2 separate regions of the Homo sapiens genome follow, and region 1 is linked to region 2. A link is a loop called in an ENCODE intact Hi-C map of the cell type or tissue named here. Cell type or tissue: mammary epithelial cell. All regions are shown on one strand. Region 1 overlaps PKD1L3 (polycystin 1 like 3, transient receptor potential channel interacting). Region 2 overlaps LOC105371334 (a long non-coding RNA gene).

What was found. Peaks named below come from ENCODE experiments on the same cell type or tissue, not always from the same donor. Only the 100,000 strongest peaks of a DNase experiment are listed, where the experiment ranks them.
Region 1: a loop joins it to region 2, with 16 times the contacts of the local background. A loop is called at or near these places in 5 of 110 quality-filtered maps.

The regions. Positions count from the first base shown.
Region 1 is chr16:71,959,603-71,964,602 of GRCh38, forward strand. It overlaps PKD1L3 (polycystin 1 like 3, transient receptor potential channel interacting), which reads right to left. Exons shown (of 30, transcript NM_181536.2): 16 at 3,603-3,749. Among named protein-coding and RNA genes, the nearest start is that of PKD1L3, 38 kb to the right of the region's middle. In mammary epithelial cell, a CTCF peak has its summit at 2,009 (motif pointing left); a DNase peak (open chromatin) is centred at 2,009.
Region 2 is chr16:71,608,189-71,613,188 of GRCh38, forward strand. LOC105371334 (a long non-coding RNA gene) reads right to left here. Exons shown (of 3, transcript XR_933717.2): 2 at 3,586-3,721. Among named protein-coding and RNA genes, the nearest start is that of MARVELD3, 15 kb to the right of the region's middle. In mammary epithelial cell, a CTCF peak has its summit at 3,020 (motif pointing left); no DNase peak of the experiment used is centred here; H3K4me3 peaks cover 195 bases.

The sequences.
Region 1 (5,000 bases), 350 kb after region 2:
TACTCAAGAACGGTTAAAGCATTGCTAATTCTTTGTCATGTTCAGGCAGAAGAAACGTTATTCTTAGAAAATTAATATGGAGAAAAAGTGTGTTAAAAATTAAAAGTAACCAATAAAAAGAATTAGAAGAGGAAGAAGAGGAACAGAAGCAGGAAGTGGAAAAACAAGAGGAGAAAGAGGAAAAAATACAATGTATAGTTTCTAAACCAGCAAAGATTAAAAATACAAGAAGTGGTCAGGCATGGTGGCTCACACCTGTAATCCTAGCACTTTGGGAGACCAAGACATGCAGATCACTTGAACCCAGGAGTTCAAGAACTAGCTTGGGCAACATGGTGAGACCCTGTTTCTACAAAAATAGTTTTAAAATTAGCCAGGCATGGTGGCACACACCTGTAGTCCCAGCTACTCAGGAAGCTGAGGTGGGAGGATCACCTGAGGCTGGCGAGGTTGAGGCTACAGTGAGCTGTGATCCATGTCACAGCACTCCAGCTGGGGTGACAGAGCAAGACCCCATCTGAAAGAAACAACCAACCAACCAACAAACCAAGAGGCAGAGAACCTTAAAAAAAAAAAACCAAAAAAAACTACAAAACCTGTCAATTTGACAATGTGGAAAGTAGATAAAGGAAAGAGAATGGATTATAACAAATAATGCAAAATAATATGGTAAATTAAGTCCAAATGGATTGGTAATCATGGTTAATGTAAACATATTAAACTCATGTATTAAAAGAGATTATTAGATCTGGTTTTTTAAACATCCAGTTATATGTTGCTTGCAAGACATAACTCTAAGCAAAACCATAAAAAGGGCTGAAAGTAAAAAGATAAGAACAAACAATAGAAATAATATCAGTATGTCAACTTTCTTTAGTTAATATAAAATGGAATTTAAGATACAAAGTGTCAACAGGATCAAAGGGAGACCTATATAATAAAAAAAAAAGTATCCAGAAGAAATAACATACACTTAAATGCTCCTAATAAACATCCAATAGACATATAAAATATGTCTATACGGTAAAAACTTACATAACTGAAGGAGAATTAAACTCACAGTCTTTCCTCTATTGGAAACACAGAGATTAAACAGATAAAAAATCACATTTCTGCAACAAAAATGAGTATGTTTGAATAAATATGTCTATATATGTTTTAAAAATACTAGAACTTTGGATGCAATGGTATATGCCTGTAATCCTAGCTACTCGGGAAGCTGAGGTGGGAGGACTGCTTGAGCCTAGGTGTTTGGGACCAGCTTGGCAAACACAGTGAGACCCTATCTCAAAAATCAAAACAAAACAAACCTAGAACTGTATCAGGTCTAGGGAGGGGAAATAGTATTCGCTACCCCTTAAGTTTTGGTGAAGGAGAGAAAATTTCTACCAGTTTATTCCTATACACAAGCAACACACAATTTAAAACATATATTTTTGGTTTGTTTTTTAGAGACAGGATCTCATTTTTTTTTTCCCACTTCTTGCTGAGAGTCCATGATTTTTAGTTTCAAGACTTATTTGTTTTCTCTGTTTTGTTTTGAGATGGAGTCTTCACTCCTTCGCACAGGCTGGAGTGCAGTGGCGTGATCTCAGCTCACTGCAGCCTTGACCTCCCGGGTTCAACTTCCCTGCCTCAGCCTCCCCAGTAGCTGGGACTACAGGCGTGCACCACTGCGCATGGCTAACTTTTGTATTTTTGGTAGAGAAGGGGTTTTACCATGTTGGCCAGGCTGGTCTCGAACTCCTGACTTCAGGTGATCTGCCCACCTCAGCCTCCCAAAATGTTGGGATTACAGGAGTGAGACACCGTACCTTGGCCCTTCTCCTTGAATCTGATTTTCAAAGTTAGGACATAAAAGGCTAAAGCCCCTACTTAGTTCTGTTGAACTGCCCATTCTGGAGGGAGACAGCCACCCCTGTGAAAAATGCCACTCTCTTGAGGTTGCCACGCAGAAGCCATACATAGGTGCTTTGTTGACAGCCACAGATGAGCTCTCAGTTGACAGCCAGCGCCCCCTGCTGACCTTGTGAGCGAATCATTTTTGGAAATCTAACACAGAGGAGCTTACAGATGAGTAACAGACCCAGCCAGGATGAAAGATCCCAAGGGAAAACTCCCCAGCCATGGCCTCACTGAATTTCTGACCCACAAAACCAGGAGAAAAGTAACATGGTTGTTTTAATCCACTCAGTTTTGGGAGTAATTTCTTATATGCCGCAATTGTAATTGGAGCAGATCTTAACAAAGAAATACACATTTCTTGTTTGTTCTGGGAGTCAAGTACCAGAAGAAACAGTTCCATGTTTTTTTGCCTTTAGGCATTTTAATGTAAGGACGTGGTGTTTGGTTGATAGAGCCACTGAGGCTGGAGCACAGTGGCTGTATCTCGGCTCACTGCAACTTCCGCTTCCTGGGTTCAAGCCACTCTTCTGATTCAGCCTTCCAAGTAGCTGGGACTACAGTCTCATGCTACCAAGTCTGGCTAATTTTTGTACTTTGGTAGAGATGGGGTTTTGCTATGTTGGCCAGGCTGGTCTCAAACTCCTGGCCTCAAGTGATTTGTCCACCTCGGCCTCCCAAAGTGCTGGGATTACAGGTGTGAGCCACCATGCCCGGCTAGGACATGGTGTGTGGGCCTCTTGCAATCATCTTGTTCCCATGAGGAAAAAGCCGAGAGCCGTAATATTGAACCAGAAAGCTGAAGGTAAGAAGGAGGTCAGATAGCAGAGGTATATTCTCCTAGGAATATTCTCATCTTTAGCATTCAGGAGACATAGAAAGATACATGGATACCTAGAAAGATACAGAAGTTGATACGTATATTATACCGTTCTCCTGGTCTGTGAATTCACCAGTACATTGCTTTAATTATTTTGGTTTACTAACATCTTTGCATTTTTTGAGATGGAGTTTCGCTCCGTTGCCCAGGCTGGAGTGCAGTGGCAATCTTGGCTCACTGCAACCTCTGCCTCCCAGGTTCAAGCAGTTCTCCTACCTTAGCCTCCCGAGTAGCTGGGATCACAGGTGTGCACCACCACGCCTGGCTAATTTTTGTATTTTTAGTAGGTCTTGCTATGTTGGCTAGGCTGGTCTTGAACTCCTGACCTCAAGTGATCTGCCTGCCTCAGCCTCCCAAAGTGCAGGGATTGCAAACATGAGTCACGGTGCCTGGCCAGTTTACTAGTGTCTTTGAAAGTCAGTTGAAGGCTACAGCCCTCTAATACTTTCCTTTATTTTTATATTTTGTTCTCATAAATATTTGTATCATCGAAGTAGTGGTATCCTTTTTATATTCCATTGATCTGAGTGATTCTTTTATTCCTAGATATCTTAGTAAATTTATAAATGATTCTCTAGGTAAACAGTTTCAGAAAATAAGGGCAATATTTATAATTTTTATACTTCGAATCTCTTTTTGTCTTCCTTCTGATTTTTAAGGTAATGGTTACACCAGTTACAACCACAACAGTAATGCTTATGTATGTTTGAAATAATACATTAATAAAATGTTAATTTGCATTAAAAACAATTCAATCGTGAACAATTCAATTAATAGTGAACATCAATATTCACTGTTAATAGTAATTTTCCAACAGTACCTAAAGGAAAAGAGCTCTCTCTTTGAAACTGGGATGAAGACCCGGTCAAGCTCACAGTCTCCGAGGTCCACAGCCAGCCAGCAATTGCACAGGAAATGCCACTTCCTCTTAACTGCCATGTCACAGACAATTACCTGGCTGACATACCTATAGTAAAATGAAGATAACCACATTAGGGAGATGGGCTTGAATCAGTTGTCTGTAGTAAGACGTAATCTCAGACCATTAGTAAACTGTCCAAGTAAATGAACTGTTTCATTGCAAGGCAAGAACTAAGGAAAGGAAAGAAAGTTGAGGCCAGACATGGTGATGCACACCTACAATCCCAGCACTGCGTGAGGCTGAGGCAGGTGGATTGCTTGAGCTCAGGCATTTGAGCACAGCTTGGGCAACGTCGCAAAATCCCAACTCTACAAAATATATAAAAATTAGCTGGGCGTGGTGGTGTGCACCTGTAGTCCTGAGCTACTTGAAAGGCTGAGGTGGAAGGATTGTTTGAGCCCGGGAGGTCAAGGCTGCAGTGAGTTGAAATTGCACCACTGCATTCTAGCTTGGGTGACAGAATGAGACTCTGTCAAAAAAAACAAAAAGAAAAGAGAGTAGATCTTATCTTTCCCTTCCCAACTTCTAAGGGAGTTCATGTACCAGACACCAGACTGCAAACCTTTCTCACCTATGAATAGATAAGTATGTATCTACACATTTTATAACCTTTCTCTGTCCCATATGTGACAGTGGCTTGCCACCTTTTCAAATATCCCATCTGCCTTTCATCATCAGGGGGCATAAATGGGTTGTAGTCTTTATCATTTACATTAATGACTTCTCACTCTACTTAGTCTCATCTCCGCTTCACAGGCCTCATCTCCACTTCACAGAGCCATAGGCCCTGAGAGCTCATCCTTTTCCCAACCAGTGTTTTATCACTAATTTCTCTGCTAACTTCAGCCGTTCACACCCCTGTCCTCTGGGACACCTGATTATTCAACCTGTTTGATTTCACCTCACAACTATTCGGCAAACCTCCTCCTTTACTGTAATGATGCTATTTTCCCCAAGGGTCTGTGTTTGTCATGAAACCACTTAAATTTCTCTCGTCAAAATCTTTTTTTTTTTTTTTTTTTTTTTTTTTTTTTTTTTTTTTTTTTTTTTGAGACAGAGTTTCACTCTCTTGCACAGGCTGGAGTGCAGTGGTGTGATCTTGGCTCACTGCAACCTCCACCTCCCAGGTTCAAGCAATTCTCCTGCCTCAGCCTCCCAAGTAGCTGGGACTACAGGAAGGAGCCACCACGCCCGGCTAGTTTTTGTATTTTTAGTAGAGATGGGGTTTCACTGTGTTATAGCCAGGATGGTCTCGATCTCCTGACCTCGTGATCTGCCCGCCCTGGCCTCCCAAAG
Region 2 (5,000 bases):
CTCTGATTAAAAGCCATCTCTGGTGGCTCCATACAGCCTGTACTCTCAAACCTAACCCCAACATGAACACATGTATTTATAAATTATATCTATGAACTGCTGTATTAACATACCATTTACATTATAAATCAGATACAGAAAAAGAGATTCCCAAAAAGACAATATTTCCAGATTAAATAGAGGTCTAGGATTTTTTCCCTTCACCACATTGAGAGGTTGTGTGCACCTGCTTGGAGACCACAGACCCAGAGAGAATACACGATCAGTGACTCATTGCCTGAGAACAATGAGTCACTGATGGTCAAATAAATATTCAATGAACTACAGATGCTCAAAATACTCGGTGAATGTCAGGTTCTCAATGAATGTCAGCTGCTACTGGTAGCTGTAAAATTTTTATTACAGAGAAGCTGAGTAAGTTCAAGATTGAAACGTGTCATTTGTGTTTGGAAGATGTCAATGATCTTAGACAGATCATTTTCAGGTTGCCAGGAAGGAGTCAGACTGTGTCTTGGGTGAGAAGAGTAGGAGAAATGACTAACTGCATATGCCTGGCTTTGCAGGCTTCTTATAATCTGACCCCTGCCTCCCTCTTCTGCCTTTTTTCCCTTTACTTCTTCCCTTGTGGTTCAAACGTAAGGATTACAGGGCCGGGAGTGGTGGCTCATGCCTGTAATCCCAGTTCTTTGGGAGGCTGAGGCAGGTGGATCACTTGAGGTCAGGAGTTCGAGACCAGCCTGGCCAACATGGTGAAACCCCATCTCTACTAAAAATACAAAAATTAGCTGGGTGTGGTGACACATGCCTGTAATCTCAGCTACTCAGGGGGCTGAGGCAGGAGAATTGCTTGAACCCGGGAGGCAGAGGTTGCAGTGAGCTGAGATCCTGCCACTGCACTCCAGCCTGGACCATGGAGCAAGACTCCATCTCAAAAAAAAAAAAAAAAAAAGGAAGGATTACAGTCCTACTCATTCCTAAAAACTCTCCTTAAGCACTCTCTCTCCTGGAAGTCACTAAAGGAAACGAAAAACTTTTGCCCCAAAATATACTTCTTTGACACATTTCAAGCTGGCTATTCAGAAGAACTGGAAATACAAGAATAGCTGAAAAGCCGTCTTTTGTGGGAGAGATTTTTATCTATAGAGAAAATCTGCCTTGATGCAGCCAGGCTTTCTCTGAAGCCCTCCTTTGTCCAAATCTAGGGAAGGTTAAGTAAGTGTCTAATACCTTTAAAGGTTTGAAAGGGGTTAGCTGTGTGGGAGGCCAAGGCTGGCAGATCACTTGAGCCCATGAGTTCGAGACCACCCTGGGCAACATAGTGAGACCCCCCCCCCGCCATCTCTACAAAAAATAAAAATAAAAAATAAAGGTTTGAAAGAAACATTCATATCTATTCTCTCTGAGAGTGGTTACCTGTGAAACTTTAGCTACATAACAAGACTACCTTCGCTAGCCAGGCCTGCTCCTTTCCCTCTCCCATAGTCTGTTGTGCCAGAGTCCAACCCCTATTCTTCCTGTAACCTCAAGATGGTATAAAAGCATCCAACCCAGCCTGGGCGCGCCAACCCAGCCCGGGCGCAGTGGCTCACGCCTGTAATCCCAGCACTTTGGGAGGCCAAGGCGAGTGGATCATTTGAGGTCAGGAGTTTGAGATCAGCCTGGCCAACATCGTGAAACCTCTTCTCTACTAAAAATACAAAAATTAGTCAGGTTTGGTGGCACACACCTGTAATCCCAGCTACTTGGAGGCTGAGGCAGGAGAATTGCTTGAACCTGGGAGGCGAAGGTTGCAGTGAGCCAAGATCACACTATTGTACTCCAGGCTGGGCGGCAGCGAGACTCTGTCTCCAAAAAAAAAAAAAAAAAGGCATACAACCCTCTTCCCTTTCTTTGAGATCTTATATTTTGTAAGACTCTCCGACACATTAATAAATTTCTATTTCTCCTATTAATCTGCCTTTTGTCAGTTAATTTTCAGCAACCCTTCAGAGGGCGAAGGGAATGCTCTCCCTTCACTCCTTCGTTGCTTTTGGTTCCTTTTTTTTTTTTTTTTTGAGAGTCTTGCTCTGTTGCCCAGGCTGGAGTGCAGTGGGGTGATCTCTGCCCACTGCAACCTCCACCTCCTGGATTCAAGTGATTCTCCTACCTCAGCCTCCCGAGTAGCTGGGACCACAGGCGCACACCACCACACCCAGCTAATTTTTGTATTTTTAATAGAGACAAGGTTTCTCCATGTTGGCCAGGCTGGTCTCGAACTCCTGACCTCAGATGATCTGCCTGCCTCAGCCTCCCAAAGACTTTTGGTTACTTCTGCCTCCATACCCTGCCCACATCTCATGCTCATCTTTTTCTTCCCAGTGTCACAAAGAATTTACTTAGCTGCCTCTCTCATGAGGCTGTGAGCTCTCAGCCAGCACGGCTATCTTATTTCTCTTCCTTGCATCACAGTGGCATCCACAGTGCCTGATAAGCGGTAGCAATGCAATAACAATAGCTAATACAGGCCAGGCGCGGGGGCTCACACCTGTCATCCCAGGACTTTGGAGGCTGAGGCAGGAGGATGGCTTGAACCCAGGAGTTCAAGACCAGCCTGGGCAATATAGTAAGACCCCTGTCTCTAAAAAAAATTTTAAATAAAATAAAAGAATAGCTAATACATGTGTAGTTTAAATATATGTTAGGCACTGCTCCAGTGTGTTATGCATATTACTTATTTAAGCCTATGAAGTAGGTACAATTATCCCCATTTTGCAAGCGAGAGGGTTGCATTTTGGGCAGAGGGAGGGTGAGTGATTTCCCAAGCTCAGTCTCACCTGTGTATTAGGCGAAGTTCAGGAAATAGTGAACCTATTTAGTGAACCTAAATAGTGAACTCCAGGCGTTGTTTCACAGCTGGATGAGAGAACTCTGGTCACCCAGGCTGAGTCGGGGGAGGGGATTCTCGAAACTGAGGAAGACGGCATCCTATGGGCTCCCGCGCCTCCCAGCCTGAGCCTGTGCTGCCCCCTGCTGGCCAGCTCTGGGCCCCCTGCAGGCTCCCTTTCCCACCTAGAGCGCCTGCGTAGGAACTAACCCAGCCAGAAGTCCCCTCTGCCACCAGAGCTTGAGTCTAGGGTCTGACAGCAAGCACAGGATGTGCTGAGTGGGGAAGAGAATCAAAAGATCTCGCGGGGAATGTGCAAGGATTTCCCCCTTGATCCACATACCTAAGGACTGCCTCCCTCATAAGTGAAGGCTGAAAGAAACCATTCAAAGAAACCAAATGGGAAAAGTCAGCTCTGTCCCCAAATGCCATTGCCTGTACCCAAAATCAATAGAAATGTTTATTTGTTTAAAGAAAAACTTAGGTAAATATTTGGATTATTCTTACATTAGATTCTCCTTTAGGATGGAATATTGAGTGCTAAATTAACACACCGGTTCTTAATTAGGGTGCCTGATGGAGCTATTCGAAAACACAGATGCCCGGGCTCTGTTCCCAGCCTGCTGAATCAGAATCACCGGGAGGCGCTACTTCTTCTCCGGACTAGCCTCAAACCCAGATTTTCCCAAACCCCAAAGCTCCCAGACCGTTTAATATCTCACCTTTCCAGCTGGAGGAAAACCAATGCCTTTCCACTTGAACTTCAGTGAAAAACTTCATTGTCTAGAGAATACTCCTCCAGGGTATCTGACTCTAGTCTTTCATTGACTTTGAGCTATTTTACAAAATAGCTAATTGCTGGCAATGCAAAAAAAAAATTATTGTTTATAAACATGCAAATTATGTTCTGTCTAGTAGAAAGTCAATTGATTTTGCTTACCCTCTGTAAAAAAAAAAATCCGTTTGCCTCCATTTGCACATTTATTTCATTATTCCTGGTCTACAAATGGGTCTATTTTTTGAACCTATTGTAATATCTGCTTGATTTCTTCAATGATCATTGAGTTAAAGAAAATCTTGAACATGTTCATTTTATATCTATGTGAGAGTTTCTTTCTTTTTTTCTTTTTTTTTTTTTTTTTTGAGATGGGAGTCTCGCTCTCTCTCCCAGGCTGCGGTGCAGTGGCCCGATCTCGGCTCACTGCAACCTCCGCCTCCCGGGTTCAAGTGATTCTCCTACCTCAGCCTCCTGAGTAGCTGGGATTACAGGCGCACGCCACCAAACCCGGCTAATTTTTGTATTTTTAGTAGAGACAGGGTTTCACAACGTTGGCCAGGCTGGTCTCGAACTCCTGACCTCAAGCAATCTGCCTGTCTCGGCCTCTCAAAGTGCTGGGATTACAGGCTTGAGCCACCACATCCGGGCGAGAGTTTCTTTTTTGGAAAATTATTTTTAATATACCAGTGACAAGTACTTTCCTATTCTCTACTCTTTGGTCATCTGCCACTTACACTCTTTGCTTTGGTTAAAGTTTACTCGGGGGATTTTCTCAGAAAATAACTCCCTTTTTGTAACTTTCCACTGTATGCATAATGTCTGTCCGAAGATTCCTGGAAGAACAGCAGAATAACCAAAAGGTGTTATATTTTTAATTAAGGCAAAAGAGAGGTCAGAAGATTGGTTCCTAAACTTCTCTTCCACAAATAAAATAAACTCATCAGATGTTCACTAGGCTTTAACTCTCAACTACCTTACTTACTCCGTCCTTACTTGTGTGGTTGATTAATTTATCAAAAATTACACATATTAGAGACAGAGTCTCACTCTGTTGCTCAGGCTGGAGTGCAGTGGCATGATCTCGGCTCACTGCAACCTCCACCTACCTGGTTCAAGAGATTCTCCTGCCCCAGCCTCCCAAGTAGGTGGGATTACAGGCATGCACCACCACACCCAGTGGATTGTTTTACTTTTACTGTACCTAATGATGTTATAAGTTGCAACAGAAAATAAAAGATCCCTGTCATCTCCTTGAGTACATAGAATTAATTTGTAAGAACTAATGTTTCCAAGCATGGTGGTTCACTCCTATAATCTCAGCAGTTTGGGAGGCTGAAGCAGGAGTAACGCTTGAGCCCA